Regions from separate parts of the Homo sapiens genome. Here region 2 is linked to region 1. A link is an interaction called in ENCODE POLR2A ChIA-PET data of the cell type or tissue named here. Cell type or tissue: OCI-LY7. All regions are shown on one strand. Links, peaks and the distances in the headings refer to the core of each region. The heading gives the core; the rest is flanking DNA. Region 1 has its middle 13 kb from the start of CAMK1D. Region 2 overlaps CAMK1D (calcium/calmodulin dependent protein kinase ID).

Region 1 (8,201 bases), core at 1-8,000:
CAGGAGTTCAGGACCAGCCTGGCCAAGGTGGTGAAACCCTGTCTCTACTAAAAATGCAGAAATTAGCTGGGCATGGTGGCATGCATCTGTAATCCCAGCTACTCAGGAGGCTGAGGCAGGAGAATCGCTTGAACCCAGGAGGCAGAGGTTGCGGTGAGCTAAGATCGTGCCACTGCACTCCAGCCTGGGCGACAAGAGCAAAACTCTGTCTCAAAAAAAAAAAAAAGAAAAATTATGTGTTAAATTATTGTAAGTAGACGACTGTCTGTACTACTATTATTTCCATTTTCCAGATATGGAAACTGAGACTGAGAGGAGTTACGCAACCTGCCGCCCTTGAAGCCACAAAATTAGAGCATGGTGGAGGCAAACCAGTGGTGCCTAATTTACCACTTGCTTATTACCACTGAAAGAAGAAATGACTTTCCAGGTGTTTTGGGTGCTAATTCAATTCTTTAAGTGCTTATTTAGGACCTGGCAATGTTTGTCCCCCAGGGTAAGGGGTAGGGTATCTTTAAAGGTGACAATTGGTATCCTTATATACAGGGGAGACTTTATCTCAGCTTTTATATCCATACAATAGAGTTTTATGTCTGGGCATGGTGGCTCATGTCTGTAATCCCAGCACTTTGGGAGGCCGAGGTGGGTGGATCACCTGAGTTCAAGAGTTCGAGACTAGCCTACCCAACATGGCAAAACCCCGTCTGTACTAAAAAAATACAAAAATTAGCTGGGCGGAGTCTGCAGTGAGCCAAGATCGCGTCATTGCACTCCAGCCTGAGGGACAGAGTGAGACTTTATCTCAAAAAAAAAAAAAAAAAAAAAAAAAAAAAACTGAGATAAAATCTCCCCTGTGTGTAAGGATACCAATTGAAATTAGCAACCAAAGCCAAAATTGGTGTATTTTGTTTTTCTGAGTGTACAAAACTTGGGATTAGAGGTTGGAAAATAAAAGATGTGAAACTACCCTTGGCTAGCATCCATCTGCCCCTTCTCTCAACCCTGCGTCATTTGTCACTTGCAGGGAAGGTGGAGAGAAGGACGAGATGGCAGATGGAGGAAGAGAGGACTCAGAAACCCTCGTTTCTTCTGGTTTGCTTCTGACTTGAACTGAAGCTCATGCCTCCTTGAACCTGGGAACAGTTTGATTTCTGGAAGGAGCTGCGTGCAGAAGCTCCTTTAAAACTTTGGGATCAAATTAAAACTTTGGGTTTTAGGTAGGCACAGCCACAAAAAAGTTGAAGCTGGCATGTCTTGTGCAAGGCTACCTATCAAGACAGAAATAGAAGTGGATCTCTGGCCTGGCCGTCTGGGACTGCGATGTCTCATTGTGGGGCCTGCCTGTAACTGAAGGTTCCGCATGAGTCACGGACTTCCCTGGTGCAGGGCAGCAACCCAGGGGCTTGGTAACTGGGTTGAGGGAAAGAGAGAAGTTTTTGTTTATGATCTCATTCCAATCAGAATGTGTCCAGACGCCCAAATATTTGATTTGAGCCTGGTTGCTAAGAGACCTCCCACTGGGACCCAGCTGCCTGCGGGCAGGAAGGCGGTATTGGCATCATTTCAGATTTCTGCCAATTTATTTTGAAACCAGAAAACCTAGAACCTCGGCCTCCTCAAGGCAACCAGGGGGAGAGGAGAGATCTGAGTCAGCCAAACTAGAGAGAGAAAACCCCCGCTAACCTTCTGCCAGGGAGCTGTAGGAAGGTTCGGGATAGAATAGAATGATGACATTGTGCTTGTTTACTTCCTGGGAAATAGGCCGGTAGGGTAATGAAGAAGAAGTTGGAGTTCTGTGCTTAGAAATGCAAGTGTCATCTTGAAGAAACCTCAGGGATTCCAGAACAATGCTGGATTTCCGGGTAATAATTGGGCGTTGTGAAGGCTGCCCTGATTGGATCCACACACCCAGCATCTTGGGTTTTAATTGCCCGGTGACTTAAATGCCTTAGGGAAATGGCATGAGTAACATTGTCATAGGTGAGCGTGTGCGGGGTCGGTGCACATGGGACAGGTGGGGAAACCTGCTTCTGGCTTCTCTCCTTTCTCAGCAGAAGGCAGATAGCTGAAGGGAAAAGGCTTCACATCTGTACTGGTATCAAGGAACACTGGGCTTTCCCATGCTAGTAGCAGCAGAACAGAACCTCTGGATGTGATCTCTGTCCTCAGTGCCACTCTCAGGACCAAGTAGTGATAAATACAGACCTAGACATTTTTCCAAGGTTTTTTTTGTTGTTACCTAGGCTGGAGTGCAGTGGTGTGACCTCGGCTCACTGCAACCTCCAACTCCCGGATTCAAGTGATTCTCGTGCCTCAGCCTCCTGTGCAGCTGGGACTGCAGGCAAGTACCACCGCACCTGGCTAGTTTTTGTATTTTTAGTAGAGACGGGGTTTCACCACGTTGGCCAGGCTGGTCTCGAACTCCTGACCTCAGGGCAGGAGAAATTGGATGTCCCAGCTCAAACAATCAGCCAGGAAGGGGAAAAAGGAGCAAATTCCTCTTTCCTCCAACTGTTTGCTCTATTCAGGCCCTCAGTGGATTGGTCGATGCCCTCCCACAATGGGGAGGGTTTTCTACTTCATCGTTACCCCGTGGTGCCATCAAGTTGACACATAAAATGAAGCATTGCAGTCCTCCTCTCAGTGACATTCTCTGGAGCAGGACAGCACAGCGGGTTTTGCTTTCAGATGGAAACTTATTGCAGGCTCCACTCTTTTCTGATGAGCCTTGTGATCTTGGGCAAGTTCTGATGCCTCAATTTCCCCATCTGTCAAAAGCTATCTTGCTATAGATTGTTATACCATACAGACATATGCACTCATATGTTCATCGCAGCACTATTCACAATAGCAAAGACATGGAATCAACCAGATGCCCATCGATGGTGGATTGGATAAAGAAAATCTGGAACATACACACCATGGAATACTACGCAGCCATAAAAAGAACAAAATCATGTCCTTTGCAGCAACATGAATGGAGCTGGAGGTGATTATCCTAAGTTAATAACACAGGAACAGAAAACCAAATGCTGGCCAGGCACAGGGGCTCACGCCTGTAATCCCAGCATTTTGGGAGGCCAAGGTGAGTGGATCACTTGAGGTCAGCAGTTCAAGACCACCCTGGCCAACATAGCAAAACCCCATCTCTACTAAAAATATAAAAATTAGCCAGGTATGGTGGTGCACACCTGTAATCCCAGCTACTCAGGAGGCTGAGGCAGGAGAATCGCTTGAACCTGGGAAGCAGAGGTTACAGTGAGCTGAGATGCCATCACTGCACTCTAGCATGGGCCACAGAGCGAGATGCCATCTCAAAATAAAAAGAAAACCAAATACTGTATGTTCTCACTCATAAGTGGGAGCTAAACATTGAGTACAGATGGATAAAAAGGGAACAACAGAGAGCAGGGCCCACTGGAGGGTGGAGGGTAGGCAGAGGGTGAAGATTAAAAAACTACCTATCATGCCAGCGTGGTGGTTCACACCTATAATCCCAGCACTTTGGGAGGCCAAGGTGGGCGGATCATTTAAGGCCAGGAGTTCGAGACCAGCCTGGCCAACATGGTAAAACTCTATCTCTACTAAAAAAAAAATACAAAAATTAGGTTTGTTGCGGTGGCTCATGCTTGTAATCCCAGCACCTTGGGATGCTGAGGTGGGCAGATCACGAAGTCAGGAGTTCAAGACCAGTCTGACCAATATGATAAAACCCTGTCTGTACTAAAAATACAAAAATTAGCCCAGTGTGGTGGCGGGCACCTGTAATCCCAGCTACTCAGGAGGCTGAGGCAGGAGAATCGCTTGAACCCGGGAGGCGGAGGTTGCAGTGAGGTGAGATTGCACCACTGCACTCCAGCCTGGGTGACAGGGCGAGACTCCATCTAAAAAAAAAAAAAAAAAGTTAGCTGGGTGTGGTGGTGCATGCCTGTAATCCCAGCTACTTGGGAGGCCGAGGCAGGAGAATCGCTTGAACCTGGGAGGTGGAGGTTGCCGTGAGCTGAGATTGTGCCACCGCACTCCAGCCTGGGTGCCAGAATGAGACTCTGTCTCAAACAACAACAACAATAATTTTAAAAACTACCTATCAGTTGTTATGCTGATTACCTGGGTGACAAAATGATCTGTACACCAAACCCCTACAACATGCAACTTAGCCATGTGACAAACCTATGCATGTACCACCTGAGCCTAAATTAAAAGTTGGAAAGAAAAAAACCCAAGCTATACTGAAAGAAGTATTTGTTGGGTTTGAAAAGGATGGGTAGTAGTTTGGTGTTTGGAAAAAAAAAAAAAATCAATGGAGAACAGGAGGGAGCTTTAAATTAAATATGGAAATAGGAGACAGAGGGGCAGGGCCTGGATCCAGCACCATGTGGGCCACACAGGAACCAGCTTGTAAATCCTTTGACTTTGATTTTTTTTTTTTTTTTTTTGAGAGGGAGTCTTGCTCTGTTGCCCAGGCTGGAGTGCAGTGGCGTGACCTTGGCTCACTGCGGCCAACTTCTGCCTCCTGTTGTTCAAGCAATTCTCCTGTCTCAGCCTCCCAAGTAGCTGGGATTACAGGCACATGTCACCACGCCTGGCTAATTTTTTTGTATTTTTAGTAGAGATGGGGTTTCACCCTATTGTTTAGACTGGTCTCGAACTCCTGACCTCAGGTGATCCACCAGCCTTGGCCTCCCAAAGTGCTGGGATTACAGGCATGAGCCACCATGTCTGGCCTGGATTGACTTTGAAGGGCTCAAATCAAGTTTGCTTGACTGGAAAAGGATGAGAAAGGAGATGCATGCACAATTCCATGAACAGTGAAGTCTGGAGGCCTAGAATGAATAGTTTGAATGTAATATGGAAGGTAATGGAGAGTCACCAATGCAGTGCTCAGCTGGGTCTCATGGTTCCAGAAGGCATGAAATCAGCAGCCTCTATCATTTCCATCTTGCAGACCAGCGAAAGATACCCTCAGCAAGTGAAATATACTTAAATCCAGGGAGAATGCCCTTCAATAAATAAGCTTTTGTTGGTGAAGTCTGTGTGCTGAGAACATCTGCAAGACATATTTAAATTTGTTCCCCAGTCTTTGGTTAAATAGACTATGTCATCCGAGGTACCAATGACTGCTTCCACCAAGAAAGCTATGATGTCAGTGGTGTGGCATGGTGATGTCATCACAGGATCCCTTAGACTCCAGACCAGACCAAAAGAGAGAGTTTGTTGTCGTGAATGCAGATATCCTTGCTAATGAGGAACATTGGCAGGGAGGAGAAGGCCACTCTAAATAAGATGAATTGCGGCAGACGGAGGGCCAAATTCTGCATGGAGATCTTGAATATTCCGCAGGCTGTTCAGCCAAAATCTGCCTCTTAGTTTTTCAGTAATGATAGATGACAAAGCCTGGGGTAAAAATAAATCCACTTGCGTGTTAGTTGTTTCTGGCTGGTTCAGCAGGAAACAGCATCGTTAACCTTCAGGGGACTGGGGGATGCTTGAGATCTGGAAGCTGGGGCCTCTTTAGGGGGAATGGTTGGGGAAGGCTGAGGGGCTACAGAGTCACCCTGGGCTAAGTTCCTCCTCACTGTTCTCTTTTCTTAGTTACTGTGTAAATTTAATTAGGAGAAAGGCTTTTGTCCAGGCTGGTAATTGAAACATCTTTCTTAAATGTGTCAGTTTAAGGCCAGCAATTGCATTAGGTTGGGTACCTACATCTCATTCCGAGTGCAGTTGTCATCCAAGCACCCCACAGAAAGGTTTATGTCCATCTGCGGCATAAATTCCACAGAAACCTCAATTGGTGAGCAGGGGAAAAGCAGCTGGACCTGGAATGCTGAGAGGCACTTAGCTTTTGCCCTGTAACATTTTGGATGGGTACTTTCCCTTTACCCTTCCTCCTTTTTCAGAAACACTTGGAGAAGTAAAAGACCCACAGTGGCCCAGTAGTGGCAATATCTTTTAAAAAAATTAAAGAGCTACAAGTAATTCGCCTTTATAAAATATTGGTCTTTACTTATAGGTCTATAATTTATTTTTTATTATTATTTTTTGAGACAGGGTCTCATTCTGTCACCCAGGCTGAAGTGCAGTGGCGCAATCTCGGCTCACTGCAACCTCCATCTCCCGGGTTCAAGCAATTCTCCTGCCTCAACCTCCTGAGTAGCTGGGACTACAGGTGCCCGCCACCACACCCGGCTAATTTGGTATTTTTAGTAGAGACGGGGTTTTGCCATGTTGGCCAGGCTGGTCTCGAACTCCTGACCTCAGGTGATCCACCCACCTCAGCCTCTCAAAGTGCTGTGATTACAGGTGTGAGCCATTGCACCCGGCTGGGTCAATAGTTTAAATAAGAAAAGTGCTATGTGTTTCTGGTGCTAAAGTCCAAAAGTTTGGGTTTAGAAGAGTTAATGTCTACAGTTCCAAGGCATTCATAGGGAATAACATACTGGCAGCATCTTGCTAATTAATAGATTTTCTTCAGCTGGAAAACCCCTGCCAGAAACAAGAATCTTATGATAGTCCAAGATTATTTACATCTAATATAAAATGTGCCCATCTAGTGGAAGTGTTGTGGGTGGATGTGTTTTTACTAGGATATTTTTTCCTTTGAAACCATTCATTTTGTAATCCAGGCAAAGAACAAAGAGCCAGATGTGACAGCTAGTAAAAAAAAAAAAAAAATGCATACTATTAATACCTTATGTTTATCTGCTGTCTTTCTTCTAAGAAGTCCAAAGTGCTTTGCAGATGCTATCTCATCCCTCTCTGTATGTTATCACCATCTGAAGAAGGGCTGGAAAATGCCTGAAGTCAGGGAGTATGTTAGATGTCAGATGAGACTTGGTTCTTTTATTCTGCACAATGCCTTCCTCTAGTTTGTACTCTATATACAGTGCACCATAGCATCGTGGGACATAGCAAGATGCCTTTCACCTAAGTCATGCTCAAAAAAAAAATAAAAGGCCGGGCGCGGTGGCTCACGCCTGTAATCCCAGCACTTTGGGAGGCCGAGGCGGGTGGATCATGAGGTCAGGAGATCGAGACCATCCTGGCTAACAAGGTGAAACCCCGTCTCTACTAAAAATACAAAAAAAATTAGCCGGGCGCGGTGGCGGGCGCCTGTAGTCCCAGCTACTCGGGAGGCTGAGGCAGGAGAATGGCGTGAACCCGGGAAGCAGAGCTTGCAGTGAGCCGAGATTGCGCCACTGCAGTCCGCAGTCCGGCCTGGGCGACAGAGTGAGACTCCGTCTCAAAAAAAAAAAAAAAAAAAAAAAAAGCAAGAAAACAGAAAACCCCTCTTTTGCACCCACTTAGTTGTTTTGCCATAGCCCTAAGGCAAAAGCCTGAACAAGCCAACAGCTCTCACCAGACTGAACGAGGAAGCCAAATACTTGTTGGTCTGTTTTCTGCGTGAGGCTGTCTGCAAAGTCCTTCTGCATGGTGTACCTGCCCACTCAACAGTAATACGATTCCAGGGGCACGGCTCTACCGAACTGGAGTCAAGATTTGGGAACTGACCCTGACTATCCCTGAGACTAATGCCAGGAGAAATGCCCCCATAGTAGATTGCATTTCAGAATCTTGGCTGATTACACCATCTCTGGCAAATCCTTTGGACTTGAAGATTTCTTAATGACTAAGAATTGAAATCCATTACTAACATCCAAAGTAGGAAGGGAAGCAACTCTGCAATTTCCTCCTGAGCTATTGAGCTGAATTCCTTCACAGGTGTGCAGAGTTCTACTGTGGCTAAGGCTGTGCCCTGTGGGGGCACAAACAGAAGAAAAAGCACAGGCAAAGACATAAAAATCAAAGACAGGTCTATCCTTCGCCATAGTCTAGGTTTGGTTCCAATCACCAAATCTTAGATTTGGGATTAGAAAAGCAATCCACTACAAGCCAATAGGTTTCCTATGGGTGACAGAGCCATTGCTGAAATGGAGGGCAGGGTATTGCTATGTTTTCAACCCTGATTATCACACTCACTGAAGCACTTAACAAAAATTTTGGTCCAAAGGAAGGACCCCCGAGGCCTTTCACCAACAGACCCTTCCCGTTTTCTCCAGCCCCATTGGCTGCTGCCCCTCCATGCTCAATGAACTGTAACCCTGGTACACAAACCACCACTTCCTGAACACAGAGCTTTAGGTGACATATTTGTGGGAGTCATTAGTGCTGGGGTTTGCCAAAGATTTCTGGCTTTTGACCTT
Region 2 (16,732 bases), core at 5,265-13,264, 100 kb after region 1:
CTATCTTGGCTCACTGCAACCTCCACCTCCGGGGTTCAAGCAATTTTCTAGCCTCTGCCTCTTGAGTAGCTGGGACCACAGGTGCATGCCACCACGCCCAGCTAATTTTTGTAATTTTAGTAGAGACAGGCTGTCACCATGTTGGCCAGGTTGGTCTTGATCTCCTGACTTCAAGTGATCCGCCTGCCTCGGCCTCCCAGAGTGCTGGGATTACAGGCCTGAGCCACTGTGCCCAGCCTTAATTTTCTGTTTTTAAAGAAATGAGGTCTCCCTATATTGCCCAGACTGGTCTCGAACTCCTGGGCTCAAGCGATCCTCCTGCCTTGGCCTCCCAAAGTCCTGGCATGCTGTAGATGTTTCTCAGGACAACTGGGCATCACTGGCATTTCAGATGGAGCCCCGGCAGGAAAGGGAACAAATTTTAGATGGTGAAGATGAAGATACTTTGATGGAGGGACTGATTCCAGAGGGTGGGTAGGGTTAGGGACCCAAAGACCAGTTCACCCCTAGGCAAAAGGGGCCAGGGGAGGACCTCGGAGAGTCCTGGAGCCATGGCAGGTGGCTGCCCAGAGGGAAGTGGGGTGCGGGGACAGCAGAGTCCCAAAGCATGGAGAGGCTGGGGAAGAATCCGCCGATCTCTCTCCTTTTGCCCTCTGCTCTCCTGACAGTGTCTCCCATCAGCCGGCCCCCAAGCTGGAGGACAAGTGGCCTGGGTGACACCGTCTGCCAGTCTTGGCCTCCCCGGACAGGGAGAAGGTGGGGGACAGGTCTGGGAGGGCAGAGAATAACCAGCGCCCCAGCCTGGCCTTCCACTGGCCATCTTGGAACTTGGAACTTGGTTCTCCTTCATTTGGTTTCAAGCATTTATTTCTGGAGGAATTTCATGGGGCTGGAGATACTTTCCTGGCTTCACTGAACTTACTGTTTTTTTTTTTTTTTTTTTTTTTTTGAGACGGAGTCTTGCTCTTTTGCCCAGGCTGGAGTGCAGTGGCATGACCTTGGCTCACCGCAACCTTTTCCTCCCGGGTTCAAGCGATTCTCCTGCCTCAGCCTCCTGAGTAGCGGGGATTACAGGTGCATGCCACCATGCCTGGCTGATTTTTCCATTTTTAGTAGAGACGGGGTTTCACCATGTTAGCCAGGATGGTCTCGATCTCCTGACCTTGTGATCCTCCCACCTTGGCCTGCCAAAGTGCTGGGATTACAGGTATGAGCCACTGTGCCCAGCCGCTCTTTATTTTTAAATTAATTAATTATTATACTTTAAGTTCTGGGATACATGTGCAGAATGTGCAGGTTTGTTACATAGGTATTCACATGCCATGGTGGTTTGCTGCACCCATCAATCAACCCGTCATCTGCATTAGGTATATCTCCTAATGCTATCCCTCCCCTATCCCGCCATCCCCTGACAGGCCCAGGTGTGTGATGTTCCCCTCCCTGTGTCCATGTGTTCTCATTTGAACTTACCCTTTCTTACAGGAAAGAGTTGGGTTGTGTCCATCCTGCCTAGAATCCCTGCTGGCTTTTCTGAGCCCTCTTACCTGGGCTTTTTGTGAATTAGGTGGGGAGCTTTTAGGCCCTTGAATATAGATAGCTTGTTAAAGACTGTCTATTCTTTCTCACCAAAATTTCTTTTCTTTCTCCACGTTCGACATTCTATCTCATGGTATTCCTCAAGGTGCCCGTTTCTCTCTCTCTCTGCTAATACCACCTTGGTCTGAGACACCACCTTCTCTTTTCTGGGTGGATCTGATAGCTTTCCCGTGGGGTTCTGCCTTTCATCCCGTTCCTCTTCAACTTCGCCTCCCCACTGAGCCAGGGCAGCCCCGGGAAGAGGCCAGCGGGATCTGGGCACTGTCCCATGTCAGGCTTCTGCTGGCTCCCACTGCCCTTAGAACACAACCCAGCTTCCTTACTGTTAGGAGCCGAAAGCTTGTGTCCCCACGAAATTTCTCTGTTGAAATTCTCACTCCCAATGCGACGGTGTTAGGAAGTGGGGCCTTTGGGAGGTGATTAGGTCATAAAGGGGGAGCCCTCCTGAATGAGATTAATGTCCTTATCAAAGAGACCCCATAGAGCTGCCTCGCCACTGTGTCAGGATACAGCAAGAAGGTGGCTGTCCATACCCAGAAGAGGGCGCTCACCAGAACCCAACCCTGCTAGCACCGTGATCTTGGACCTCCAGCCTCCAACCGTGGGAAGTCAATGTGTGGTTTATGAGCCACCAGGTTTATGGTACTTTGCTGTAGCAGCCCGAATGCAGGATGACACTCACTTTGGCCAGGAATGGGGGTATGGTGTGGCCTCTGCCCACCCACTGCCATCTCCCACATTGTGCCTCCCTCATCGCCCACCCCTGCCACTCTGGCTTGCCTTGAGTTCCCCAGCCCCCAAGCCCTCTCTGGTCTCAGGGCCTCACACACGTGCTTTCCTCTTTGCTGACCCCTTCTCCCCCACTCTTCTTTCTCATTCTCCAGCCTGCAGTGTGAATGCCACCTCCTCCAGGCAGTCTCCCCTGACCACCAAATGTCCCATGCTCTCTTCCCCTTCCCCATTCTCTCTCTCTTTTTTTCTTCCTGAGACAGAGTCTCGCTTTGTCACCCAGGCTGGAGTGCAGTGGTGTGATCTCGGCTCATTGCAACCTCTGCCTCCAAGGCTCAAGCAATTCTCCTGCCTCAGCCTCCTGAGTAGCTGGGATTATAGGTGCGCGCTATCGTGCCTGGCTAATTTTTGTATTTTTAGTAGAGATGGGGTTTTACCATATTGGCCAGGCTGGTCTCGAACTCCTGACCTCAGGTGATCCACTCACCTCAGCCTCCCAAAGTGCTGGGATTACAGGCGTGAGCCACCATGCCTGGCCCCCATTCTCTCTTATAACATCCTGTGACCCTGCACGACCTCTTCAGTCATCCACCTCACTGTGCCCAGCCCTTAGCACATGGGCTGACAAACATTGGCACTAAGTTCAGGTTCGAGGTGGGTGTGACTGAGACCACCGGGTGCCTGTGGGAGATGGGCCCAGGGAAGTTGCTGTGTGCAGCTGCACTCCACGCAAGGTTTCACCTCTGGTGAATCCCTCCACCGAGGATGCGTGAATGTTTGCATTAATGTACTTGGTTAGCATCCTTTGGACACATGGGCTGGGTAACTGCAGTTCTTAGAACAACACTGCCCCAGCACTGCCCCTCCCCACCCCGGGGAGTCACTCTCACTTTGTCTCCCACATTCTCTCCTGCTTGCTTGCTTCTCTCACTGTTTTCCAGCCTTCTGATTTCCTCTGCTTCATGTTCTTTGTCATACATAATGACAAAAACACTTACATCCCCCACTGCCTTGCTGTTCTCTCTTGGATGGAAGTCAGTAGCTGGTATAATCCTAGAAAACCCCTGTTCCAATCCTGCTCGTTTGGGATTTGTGAGCATTTGGATGGGACCAAGCCCCTGTTGACCTTTGCATGCTCCGTGAAAAGACGGATTGCTCAGCAAAGCGCTGTGGTCAATAATTCCCAAATGAACACGATCCGCTCTCCCGGAGAGCACAGCCCCACAAGGCACTGACCAGCCCTGCTGGTAGGTGGGCTTGCACGGAACAGGTCTGTGGGTCCTTTGGCCTCCTGTAGCTGTGAGTTTTTATATCTGATGAACTTGAAGGGGATCAGTGTGCTTCAGAACATCTAGAGCTTTCACTAAATCAGATTAGTTTTTATCCCAAGTCATTTGAATTAATTACACGACTTTTTCCTTGTCCTGTCTGTGGGTCACACACCAGAGTCTGAGAACGAGGCAGTACATTGCTGATTTTGCAAACACACTGAGACCAGACAGCTGCCCAGGCTGTGAACGACCACACGCTTCCTTAGGGCAGAGCTGGAGATAGAATCCACGTGCCGAGTATTGGATATGTCTCCATTGCAGCTCTCTGGGGCTTTTCAGGCTTGGAGCTTTGGTGCATACATGTGATGATGATGATGATGATGATGATGATTTTTTAAGATGGGGTCTTGCTGTGTGGCCCCGGCTGGAGTGCAGTGGTGCAATCTCAGCTCACTGCAACCTCTGCCTCCTGTGTTTAACCGATTCTCCTGCTTCACCCTCTTAAGTAGCTGGATTACAGGTGTGCACCACCACGCCAGGCTAATTTTTGTATTTTTAGTAGAGACGGGATTTCGCCATGCTGGCCAGGCTGGTTTCAAACTCCTGACCTCAAGTGATCCGCCCGCTTTGGCCTCCCAAAGTGCTGGGGTTATAGGCGTGAACCATATGCCCAGCTGATACATGTGATTATTTTTAAATGCTATTGTTTTTATTTTTTATAATAAATTAGGAGATGAGCCTCATTTTCTTATTTTTTAAAAAATTATGCTTTCTCCACCTTGTTCTTACTGCCTTATTCTTGTAGTAGAGAAAGGAAGAAAAATTAAAACAATAAACCAAAATGTGAAAGGCAGTTTTGTCGGGAAGTTATCAAACACACATCTCACCTCCACTGCTGCCCCTTGGAAGCCTGGGGCTGTTTTTTGCAGCTGCACTGTAATCCCTGGTTATTGAGGGCACAGGTGGAAACGGAGATCAGCTCATGGCTTAGAAAGGAGCCGGGTGCACAGGTGGGTCTGGGTGAGCTGGAGGCTGTGATCACTCAGTGTCTGAGGAGAGAGACTGGGTGGGTCGGGGAGAGAGGCCGATTCTCAGACTCCAAGAGAGTCAGTTATGTGCACTCCCGAGAGGTAGATGCAATCCCCTCACTTTCCCGAGGAATAACTCATTCAAAAGATGCACTAATCCTCAGGGGAATCCAGGGAGATCCTTCAGAGCGCCTGCCTATCGTGGAGCACCTGAGGAACCCAGGGTGGGAGGAGCGTGCTCTGTTACTCCAGGGCCAGAGCTGGGGGCGTCCGTTCCCTGCTTTAATAAAGCCTCTGATCTCACCCGCATGACCCGGTCTGACTTTTCTCCTCTTCTTTTCTACTTCCCTGAAGGGATTACTGGGAAAACTAGAAGTGACAGCTATTATCCAGCTTTTCTATATTACATTTTAAGATTTACAACCTTCTCACATCCGCAGAGGATTTGAGGATGTTCTTGGCAACCTCTGATGATTCCTGACTCTTCTCCTGGCGTCACAGTTCCTCCAGCTGTGTTTCCCTTTTGGCCATGCGGCAGGGTCTGGAGAGACCTGTCATCCCTGGGGAGAGGCAATCAAGAAGGCCGACCATGTCTCCTTGAGCAGAGGTCACTGTGGCCAGTCTTTGGCTCAGGTATTCTACCTTTGGAAGAGGGGTTTTGGATACATCAGAGGAGCAGTGATTTCCAGATTCCAAGGGCTGTCTGGAGACACTGGGCCGCGTTTCTCTGAGAGCCTGGGAGCTCTAATTTGCCTTTGGAGATGGTGATAGGGAGAGTGGGAATCATATGACCCACAGAGGTGGATTGAAACTTGCCCGTGGTGGTGGGGAGACAGCCCCAAAGAGTTTTTCCTCAGCCCCATGAGGCTGTGATTCTCAAGTTTTCTCCTATCACCCTTACCTTCGTTTGCAGGAAACTTAGTCCAAGGTTTATTTGTCTGTTGTCTTTGTGTGTGTGTTTCTGGCAGATCCAGCTGGGGCCTGGTTTGAAGACTTTTGCTTTCCCACCAAAGTGGGAATGAATAAACAAATGAATGAGTGAGTACACGAATAAATGAATGAATTAATAAATAAATCAATGAATGAGCGAATGGATGAGTTAATGTGTGAATGAATGGGCAAGTGAACAAATGAATGAGTGAATGGATGAGTTAATGTGTGAATGAATGGGCAAATGAACAAATGAATGAGTTGAATAAATGAATGAATGAGTGAATAGATGAGTTAATGTGTGAATGAATGGGCAAATGAACAAATGAGTGAGTTGAATAAATGAATGGGTGAGTTGAATAATGAATGAATGAGTGAACGAATGAATGGTGTCAGGGTGCCAGCGCTTGCCTTGCTTGCACCCTGAAGATTCCCCATTGTCCACCCTTACCGTGTCCTTGTCACTGGTGTTCTGCCCTCATTGGGCTGGTCTGTGCTGGACACTCTCGAAGGCCAGATTCCACCCACCTGCTCCCAAGATGGTGCCGTCTCGGCAATGGGAGCTGCTGCACAGCACAGGATGACCCTTTGGGAGAGTCATGTACAAGGTCCCCGGGATTAGAGTAAATGCCAGTGCTATGCAGGGATTTCACTGTCCCTGAGCCAGCTCACACGGATCATGGAAAAGAACCACAGACTGTGCCCAGATGTGTTCCGGGCATGGGAGCAGGTGGGGCGTGAATTACATAAGATCCAGGGAAAGACCCATAAAGCACACACCAGGTGCTCGGTCAGGTTTCCTCTCACAGCCTCAGAATTGCTCTCTTTATGCTGTTCTCCTTTTAGAGATTAGAGGAGCTTGGAGATCCCCCATCTCCCTGCTGAAAACCTTTCCCAGTCCAGCTGCTTTTTTGCCTACCACGTTTGTGGAGCTTTGCTGATCATTCTCATCCTACCAGCTGCCCTCCCTCCTGCAGACCCCAGGACTTAATTACCAATGCCTGATATCTTTCCCTCTGCTCTCATTTCCTGCTCCAGGTACAGCGTAATTTTTTTCTCAGGTGGAAGGGTTTGATTTTTTTTTTTAATATTTGTTTATTCAAAACAAACAGTCTAGGCTTCCTTAGAGTCTTCTCCCTTAATTTTGCTTGGTTATTTAGTCAACAAAAGAAGCATAAAACTGGGTCGAGGAAAGCGGAATCTGGTGGTCAGAATGCATCGAGTTTTGGAGTGGTTTCTCAGGATTTGCCTCATGTAAGGGGTCTGGAGCCTGTGATTGGCATCTCCCCAGTCAATGCCTTGCGTCCAGAAAGCTGGCATGCGGTTTATATTTGCTGAATGGAAAACCATAGAAAAGAAAAAACAAACTCGTGGATTCAGAGCATTTTTGCAGTAACATTGAGGAACCTGCCAGATAGCCACGTGCTTGGGCCCCTGCCCCTGGGCATCACTCAGCTCTGCATCTTCTAGGGGCTGCAGTTTGCCAAACCCTCACTTTGTAAAGGGTTATGTTAAGAGTCCTAACATACACAGACTTCCTGTCGTTGGGTGGGGATTTCAGGTCCCCCAGTGCATCCTTCTGTCTGGATTTAGTTGCATCTACAAGTCCCTCCTCTGAAGTGGTACTGGCCCTTGTGAATTTTATTATGATTATTGTGGGGAAAGGGTCTTGCTCTATTACCCAGGCTGGAATGCGGTGGTGTGATCATACCTCACTGCAGCCTTGAACTCCTGGGCTCAAGTGATCCTCCTGCCTCAGTCTCCTGAGTTGCTGGGACTGCAGGAGCAATCCCTCATACCTGGCTAAGAGCTCTCTTCCTTTTCTATTGCTTTCTTACCTTGAGTAACTAGTCCTAAGATTTTTCTCTTCCAAATTAAAAAAATAAGTCTGTTGTTATATTTCTAATTGTGACTGGGTACAGGATGATAGCATAGAGTGTTTGGGGTTTGGAGTCAGACACACCCCTGACTTGTGACCCCAGGTAAGCCATTTGGCCTTTCCAAATCTCCTCTGTAAACGAGTGCCCTTCAGCGCTTGAGATTTCCTGATTCTGTGTACAAGGGGTCTGGCGCTGAGCCTTGATCATGGATGCCCATGAGATGCCCACTACCCTAGTGACCAGGAACGGGGCTGGATCTAGGCAGAATTGTGAGATTGGCTTGGCTCCAGGCTCATAGAGCCCAGCCGTTGTTTGTGCAAGCTGTGAGCTCTCTCATTACTGGCCTAGAATTAGCTGGTGGCTTTAGGGATAATGACATCCAGCAAGTGACTGCTTAAAGATTCCAAGGATTTAAGGACCTAAATTAGCAAATCTCTTTCCCTAATTGCAAAGTGAAAAACGTCCTTGTGCTGTTTTCAAATCTGTTAAATAATACTCTGAACGGTGTGTAAATACACATTTGATGTTCACCGGGTAATGCTTCCCAATGCTGAGTGGTAGCCCGGTCACCTTGATCGCCTTCAGTCTGTGCTGGGTGTTCTGAGACTTGAAGGATGTGGGAATCATCCGTCTAGAAAAGGCTGGCCCTTGGGCATGACCCTGACCTCCCTGCAGGAGAGTTATCTTTGAGAAAGCAGCCCAGGAGGAATCAGGAGGGGAGGGAAGGCTGGGCGCAGTGGCTCACACTGGTAATCCCAGCACTTTGGGAGGCTGAGGCGGGTGGATCACCTGAGGTCAGGAGTTCGAGACCATCCTGGCCAACATGGTGAAACACTGTCCCTACTAAAAATACAAAAATTAGCTAGGTGTGGTGGTGGTGTGGGTGCCTGTAATCCCAGCTACTCCGGAGGCTGAGGCAGGAGAATGGCTTGAACTTGGGAGGCAGAGGTTACAGTGAGCTGAGATTGTGCCACTGCACTCCGGCATGGGCGAGGAGTGAAACTCTGTCTCAAAAAAAAAAAAAAAAAAAAAAAAAGAAAAGGTGATGGGGAGCAGGAGGCCAATTGCAGTCCCTGAACAAGAAGCCCCACTGACACTGATGGATCCGCCCTAGGTTTCCATATTCCAAGCCTAACTCCAGGTTCTCTGCTGCTTCCGTGGTTTTCTTACCTCACCTGCTCAGCACCTCATTTCCATCAATTGCACTTCCCTGCTTGTTTTGGAAGGGCCTCCTGTAGATGCTCACCTTTGTGCAACAGGCTGGAGTTCCTGTTACCTCAAGGTAATACCGGCGGGCATCCTGTGACCTGCTCGTCCCCTCCACTCCCAAGCAGCCTGTCTGTTGGCAGCTCTGAGTCAGAAGGTGAGACGTGCTCTGTGCCCAGCAGGTTGGAGGATGGCTTAGTGGTCATCTCCAGGCTTTTCCACTGCTTTCCACTCTCCTACCCTTTAATACCTGGCAGGATTCCAACAAGACCTCTTTTGTTTGCATTTTAACAGATGAGGGATGTAGGTCGCCTGTGGCTGGAGGTATTTTCAGAGGTGACAGGGAATGCAGTTTTAGAACTCAGCGGTGAGCTCTTTGAATGCTGGTCCAAACCCTTCTCATTGTCTTGTATTCGTGCTGCCTCCTGGGCACCATAAGTCAGTGCTAAATGCATGAGTGGGTCCTTCCTTGCATGTTCCTTTACAGAGTAGGTTAAGAAGGGATCAGATGCTAGAGCTTGCTGAGGCTCCACCCTTGTCTGTAGATGAGCAGAATGGGGTGGTGGGGACAGTCGGGAATGAGTCTTAGGCTGTCCAGCTCTGAGCTGTGATTGCATGCAGGTGAACAGCCTGAGAGGACTGTACCTTTGTGCCACACAGCTCGGGAAGGAAGGCTTGCTTCTAGGGGTGGGAGACTGAGTGCCAATGGCTTTCCGGGCCCCGGCTTCATCTGTGACTCAAGCCTGTCCTTGGCCTGAAAGCCACTCTGGTTCCTTGGTCTTCCTCTTCCACGTACAGGCTTCACATGTGTGCCCAGGGGTGGGTTCTAGTTCCCTGGGCCAGCCTGGGCATCCTGTCGATAGAGTCTAGAGTCTGCTGTGGACCTAAGGGTTTGTGGAGTGCCTCCTCTTCACATTCACTGGAAGCCACATGCCCCCTCTCAGGGACATCCCTCAGCCTCGCTGGATGAAGGCTTGTCCAAGGAGAATGAAGAGCAGTGACCGTCGAAGGAAATCTAGGAAGCTGGTCGGAGGCATTATTCTGGATTTTATTGAGGCTTGCTGACTTTGTTTTTTGAAAGAAAGGACAACTTTTGACTTCTGTGGGGTTTATGTTCACTGGTGGCGAGGAGGTGATGGTAAAGTCTTTGGGGGCAGAGGTTCCCCTACCTGGTGGGAAGCCTGACATTCTAATCTCATAAGCTCGGATGCTGTAGTTAGCCCATCTCAGCCCTCATGGAGGAAGCTGTCTCGGCAGCAAAGCCCCATGGGGGCATCTGTGTGGGCATGCTGGCATGAGGACTTGATACAGGATCCCTGAGACCAACGGGTGATCTCAGTGTGACAGGATCTATGGTATTTTTAGAGCTTAGGTGATCAGTCACAATACACGTATTAAGTGCCCATGCGTTGGTCCCCAAGACCACCCCCAGGTTTGATGATTCGCTCCACGGACTCACAGTTCTCAGCCTATGGTCATAGTCATGGCTAAGATTTATCACAGCGAAAGGACTTCGAGCAAAATCAGCACAGGGGAGAGGCACCAGGGGCAGGGCGCAGATCAGGTGGGCACAAATTTCCCAGTGTCCTCTTCCTGGGGGGTGGGCACACAGGGCAAGCTTAGTTCAATCAGCAAGGAGTGGTGGTGACGTGTGAAATGGCATCTACTAGGGAAGCTTGCTAGACTCAGCAGCCAGATTTTTTTTTCTTAAACAGACCGACTATCTATCTATCTGTCTATCTATCATCTATCTGTCCATCTGTCTGTCTGTCTGTCTGTCTGTCTATGTAATCTATCTAGAGTCTCGCTTTGTCACCCAGGCTGGAGTGCAGTGGCACGATCTCGGCTTACTGCAACCTCCGCCTCCTGGGTTCAAGAGATTTTCCTACCTCAGTTTCCCAAGTAGCTGGGATTACCGGCGTCTGCTACCACGCCTGGCTAATTTTTTGTATTTTCTTAGTGGAGACGGGGTTTCACCATGTTGACCAGGCTGGTCTCAAACTCTCATCCTTAGGTGATCCACCCGCCTTGACCTCCCAAAGTGCTGGGATTACAGGCGTGAGCTACCGCGCCCAGCCCAGACTTTAGTTTTTAAAGCATTTTTAGGTTCATAGCAAAACCAAATGGAAGATACGGAGATTTCCTATATACTCGCTGCCCTACACACATGCACAGGCTCTCCTACTATCAACATCCCCCAGCAGAGCGGGGCATTTTGTTACAGCTGATGAACCCACAATGACACGTCACCATCACCCTGAGTCCATAGTTTACATTAGGGCTCACTCTTGGTGTTGCATATTCTATGGATTTGGACAAATAGCTAATGACATGGATCCACCATGATCGTATCATACAGAGTAGTTTCACTGTCCTAAAAATTCTCCCTCTTCTGCATATTTTCCCCTCCCTGTCTCCAACCCCTGGCAATCACTGACTATTTTCCTGCCTCTGTATTTTGCCTTTTCTAGAGTGTCATGTACTTGGAATCCTGCAGTATATATTCACATCAGCTTCTTGTTAGGGTTCTTACTGAGAGCTGGTCACATAGGCACCTGCTGCCTAGCACAGACCCAAATTCCAGAATCTCAGAAGGAAAGCAGATGTTCAGCAAAAACCACTTTGCTTGCATAAACTGTTTAGGTGCAGTGAATTGCTCTTTAGTTAGGATGGTGGGAACCCTCCTGGAATCCAGGTTCTCAGGTGCCAGCCAAGGGCCAACCTTGTGAGGGGCCTTTTGAAGCACGTGCTCTTTTCTGCACACCTCATGATGGACCATGCTTGGCAAAGTGCAATTCAGGTGTCTGAAGTCGTGGGTCCTTCGCCTTGAGCTTGGGACCTTTTCCTTTTGTTTTTGGCTGCTGCATGGCTGACTTCCTTGGAGAAGGACCACATGTTAAGCTGCCCTTGGTGTCTTTTTTCCATCTCTGAGACTTTGCTTCCCCTGTCGTGATGGAATTATACATGTGGCTATTGTCCCTGCTGAATTGGGAAGATGAAAAAGGTATAATCCCCCATGACATTCATTCAGTTTCTTTCTTAAGAAGATTCTAAGAAAACCCTGTTTTTGAAGCACTGGGTGTTCCATCAGTTGAAATTCCTGGACATATCTTTCTTTAAAAAAATTTTTTTGAGGTCACATTCTTGTCTTTACTGGGGCCATTTTTACATGTTGTTTCACTGGTTTGGGAATGAAAGATTTTAATGAAGTTTGCAACGACTGCTGACCTCTTACCCAGGAGTGGTGGCTGCACATTTTTGCTGTTGCACTAGGAATGACTTGAGACTTAGAATTCTCACCATGACTTTTGAAGGTTGAGGCATTGCAGTAGAGATGCAATAAATTATTTCTCCTTAGAGGAAACCTTTGCTTTTCTTCCCTGCCTTGCTCCATTCTACCACAGAGTTAATGGTCTTGATTTTAGTGAAATAACAATAACAGCAAACCTGCCTTTGGACGTTAAATACAAACTGCATCCTTGGACAGCACCGTGTTACTTTAATTTTTTAAGAAAGACTTAATATTTCTAATTGATTTTTTTGCTTTCTATGGAATTTTCCCCAAACCTCAGCTTTCTGGTGCAGGCTCTTTCCTGTCTCTTCCTCTCCTGTTTATTAAAATAGAGTCATTTGCCCGTCACGTGTGGGAGACTGTCGCCAGGGTAGGACAGACATCAGGCACTATCGTCTGTGTCTACCAGGGCCTATTATCCCAAGTTCCATTGCGCAGGCTGTCTGAGGACTTTGCCTTGTGTACCACAGACTAACATTATTTTTCTTTTTCATAACTCATATTCGAAGTCATTCTTGACAGGTGCTTTCTGTGGCTGAAAAGGCTGCATACGTCTCAGAGCCCTGAGCAGTTGTTTGTTATGGTTTAATATTTATCGAAAACTCCCATCTGTGGGGGCATTTATTGACTGGAGGCCAGACAGGGAGAGCCACGTGTTTTTCAAAATTACTCTGTGCTCGTGTATATGTCCCTTTATTTTTTTCAGGGAGCATTATTGCTGTTAAATGGGCATGACTGAAAGGATATGCATGTTATTGTTTGCCTGCGTTTTAGGGCTTGGCTGTGATAACAGCTGTGGGATTTGCTCTCACCAGTCCTCCTCCCTGCTGTAGGTAGTGTTGTCAATGTGCACATCGGTGAAGGGTCCCGGTTGTAGAGCCACACTGCTGAGTGCTTTGCAGTTGAATTCACTGTCCCGGGAATCCTGAGAGAGGGATCGAGGACTTACTTGTTTGTTCTGCTGTCTTTGATATAAGACGAATCTGAGGAGATTTTGTTTTTCTAAATAAAATGGGAAAGACCTTAGTGGCCTAGAGTTTTCATATTAGTCCGTTTTCACGCTGCTGATGAAGACATACCCGAGACTGGGTAATTTATAGAGAAAAAGAGGTTTAATGGACTCACAGTTCCATGTGGCTGGGGAGGCCTCACAATCATGGTGGAAGGCAAAAGGCACATCTTACATGGCGGCAGGCAAGAGAGAGAATGAGAACCAGGTGAAAACAGAAACCCCTTATCAAACCATCAGATCTCGTGAGAGACCTACTCACTACCACGAGAACAGTATGGGGGAAACCACCCCGTGATTCAGTGAACTCCCACTGGGTCCCTCCCATAACATGTGGGAATTATGGGAACTGTAATTCAAGGTGAGATTTGGGTGGGGACACAGCCAAACCATATCACTTGTCTTACTTTCTAGCAGCAGATTGTCTAAGTCAGAGAAAGGCAGATGTGGGTTTGGCCTGGGATTCATTTCCTTGAAACTCTTCATAAAAGTCTTACTTGCATTATGTTGTAATTATGAAACAGTAGGTCTTTTTCCTGCCATTCCAACTATACGTTAGTCTTTTTGGATTTTTTTTTTTTTTTTGAGACGGAGTCTCCTTCTGTCACCCAGGCTGGAATGCAGTGGCATGATCTTGGCTCACTACAGCCTCCGCCTTCCGGAGGCAGGAGGCAATTCTTCTGCCTCAGCCTCCTGAGTAGCTGGGACTACAGGTGGACGCCACCACACCTGGCTAATTTTTGTACTTTTAGTAGAGATGGGGTTTCGCCATGTTGGCCAGGCTGGTCTTGAACTCCTGACCTCAGGTGATCCGCCCACCTCGGCCTCCCAAAGTGCTGGGATTACAGGTGTGAGCCACCATGCCCAGCCAGATACCTGTTTTTTTGTTTAATTTGGTGTGACGGAAGTTGAACTCAGTGGCACACTTTAAATGAATGCAGTTTATTGTGGATAAATTATACCTCAATAAAGTATATGAGATACGGTGTATGCCAGGTGCAGTGCTCAGGCCTTGGGCAACACACAGGTGATAAAACATGGTTCCTGTCCTGTAGGCTTCATAATCAAAAATGATCTGTATATATGATGGGATGCAGGAAATGCTACCTGAAAATACAGCATCTTGGCATACTGAATATTTCAGGCTGAAGGAAATGGAGGAAACTGCAGAAGCAGGGAGGTCACTCTCTAACCTTCTCTAACCCTTTTCCCCTAAAGTGGGCCAAAAAGAATTCTCTGGCTTGCCTGAAAGTCGGTCATAAGACCCTCATTCCAGTGGGGTTGTGCCCTATTCCCAGAGGCCAGGAAGAATTTGAAAAAGCAGCCCTTGCTAAGTTTCTCCTTGTTTATTACCATTAAATGATACCCTTTCGTCCTCCAATCATACGTCAGCATGACTGTCCATAAAAATAGACAGTTTTTCCTGGGTTGTTTGGACTTCATTTCTGAAGGCTCTCATGTCACATATGACTTACATTAATTTTTGTTTTCTTTCGGAGACAGAGTCTCACAATCTGTCACCGGGGCTGGAGTGCAGTGGTGCGACCTCGGCTCACTGCAGCCTCCATCTGCTGGGCTGAAGTGATCCTTCTGCCTCAGCCTCGCAGGTAGCTGGGACTACAGGCATATGCGACAGGCCTGGCTAGTTTTTGTATTTTTTTTAGAGATGGGTTTTCACCATCTTGCCCAGGCTGGTCTTGAACTCCTGGGTTCAAGTGATCCACCCACTTTGGCCTTTCAAAGTACTGGGATTATAGGTATGAGCCACTGTGCTTGGCCTTTAAATAAATTTTTAATGTGTTCCTTTTGTTAAAAAAAAAAAAAAGTCCTCACACCTGTAATCCCAGCACTTTGGGAGGCTGAGGCGGGTGGATCACTGGAGGCCAGGAGTTCGAGACCAGCCTGGCCAACACGGTGAAACCCTGCCTCTACTTAAAAAAAAAATTTTCTGGGTGTGGTGACACATGCCTGTAATCCCAGCTACTCGGGAGGCCAAGGAACAAGAATCGCTTCAACCCAGGAGTGAAGCCGAGATTGTGCCACTGCACTCCAGCCTGGGCAACAGAATGAGACTCTGTCTCAAAAGAAAAAGTAAAAAGTCAAACTCTTCCCCGCACCCACAAGGCTAAACTTACCTTTTCTTTTTATATTCTATTCCATACTCAAAGATGACAACTAAAATCCCCAGATAAACTGAGAAGCGCTTGATTATAGTCAGTTTCAGTCAAATCTCTAGGACACAGAATGGATTGGAAGTTGTATAAAATAAATTTTCTTGCACAATAATGTGGGGAAAAAAGGAAATGTGTATTTTTCAAGTTATAAAAGACAATCTCTTTGATGGTATAAAATGCAGCAGTAATAATTCTTCAAGTCTTATTAAAGAATTCAAATGGACCAAAACTCAGTAAAATGTTAACTCTAGGCTCAAGGACCTATGAAGGTAGTCTTTCTTAATAACTTGTTTTTCTTAAAACTTTGAGGCCGGGCGCGGTGGCTCATGCCTGTAATCCCAGCACTTTGGGAGGTCAAGGCAGGCGGATCACGAGTTCAGGAGATGGAGACCATCCTGGCTAACATGGTGAAACCTCGTCTCTACTAAAAATACAAAAAATTAGCCAGATGTGGTGGCAGGTGCCTGTAGTCCCACCTACTCAGGAGGCTGAGGCAGGAGAATGGCGTGAACCCGGGAGGCAGAGCTTGCTCTGAGCTGAGATTGCGCCACTGCACTCCAGCCTGGGTGACAGAGAGAGGCTGTGTCTCAAAAACAAGCAAACAAAAAAACTTTGATTTCTCTTAGACGTTATATGGAAATGGAATTTTATTCTGTGAATGTTTTATTTCAGATAGACTTGCAAAGCCCTTCTATACATAGACACTGTTTTTAGTTTTTTTGTCACCCCAAACCTCAAAAATGCATCTCAGCTTGAAAGACTTTCTAGACTTTTCCTGAGTCCAAAGTCATCCTGCTGATATCATGGTTTAGGTTCTGAAAGGTTTTATATCGAGTGTTTTTTTCTTCTTTCCTAAGAAGGAAAGGATCAGAAAGGAACTTGTAACCATTGTTGAGCATTTTAGGAAAAGTGAAAACCGACTTCATCCGTTTCATTTGTAAGGAGAAGCATGTTAGATGTGAGTATATTTGGAAACGTCCAAAATTTAACCATGACAAGAGACAGCAGTGTGATGGCAAATTTCAGGCCAAAGTCTGGAATTTCTTTGCTTTCTTCCCATTTTATCTTGTCTTCTCATTTCTTTTACTTTTCTACTTCTCTTCTCTCACTATTTCTTTGCTTTCTAACGTTTCCCATCAATTTTGAGCCATTTTCTTTATTCCATCTACATATGAACTCACAGCAGTAGCAAAAATACTGAGCTCTCAGAAATATATTTATCCATGTATCTAAGGACTCTGGAAAACAGATTCAAAGATGTGAAGCCTCAGTAGTGAAACTGACTCGAGGAGGAAAGACGTTTATGTGCGGCAGATCTTCTCGGGGTTTGCCTATTTGTAAAATGTATTCAGTATTCATGGAACAGATATGATGGGTGCTCACTCTACACCAGGTACCATGGTCAAACAGAGAGGGCTAACCTATGTTGCCTCCATTCTGAGAATCTCTGCGGTGACACAGGAGGGGACAGAAACAAGGATAGAAGCTTGTAGTTGCAATATAGTGTCGTGATGACCTTCACGAAGGCACGAACCATGTGTTGTGCTCGTATAGTCGTGTTACAGGAAAGGGGTCCTGATCCAGACCCCAAGAGAGGGTTCTTGGATCTCACACAAG

What was found. ChIA-PET counts read pairs that join two places held together with the same protein. Peaks named below come from ENCODE experiments on the same cell type or tissue, not always from the same donor. Only the 100,000 strongest peaks of a DNase experiment are listed, where the experiment ranks them.
Region 2: POLR2A ChIA-PET joins it to region 1 with 13 read pairs; 8 of 35 experiments call an interaction of 5 or more read pairs at or near these places.

The regions. Positions count from the first base shown.
Region 1 is chr10:12,332,418-12,340,618 of GRCh38, forward strand. No RefSeq gene overlaps it. Among named protein-coding and RNA genes, the nearest start is that of CAMK1D, 13 kb to the right of the region's middle. In OCI-LY7, for the core only: no CTCF peak of the experiment used is centred there; a DNase peak (open chromatin) is centred at 7,734; H3K4me3 peaks cover 628 bases; H3K27ac peaks cover 2,013 bases.
Region 2 is chr10:12,426,777-12,443,508 of GRCh38, forward strand. The region is part of intron 1 of CAMK1D (calcium/calmodulin dependent protein kinase ID); the gene reads left to right. Among named protein-coding and RNA genes, the nearest start is that of CAMK1D, 86 kb to the left of the region's middle. In OCI-LY7, for the core only: no CTCF peak of the experiment used is centred there; no DNase peak of the experiment used is centred there.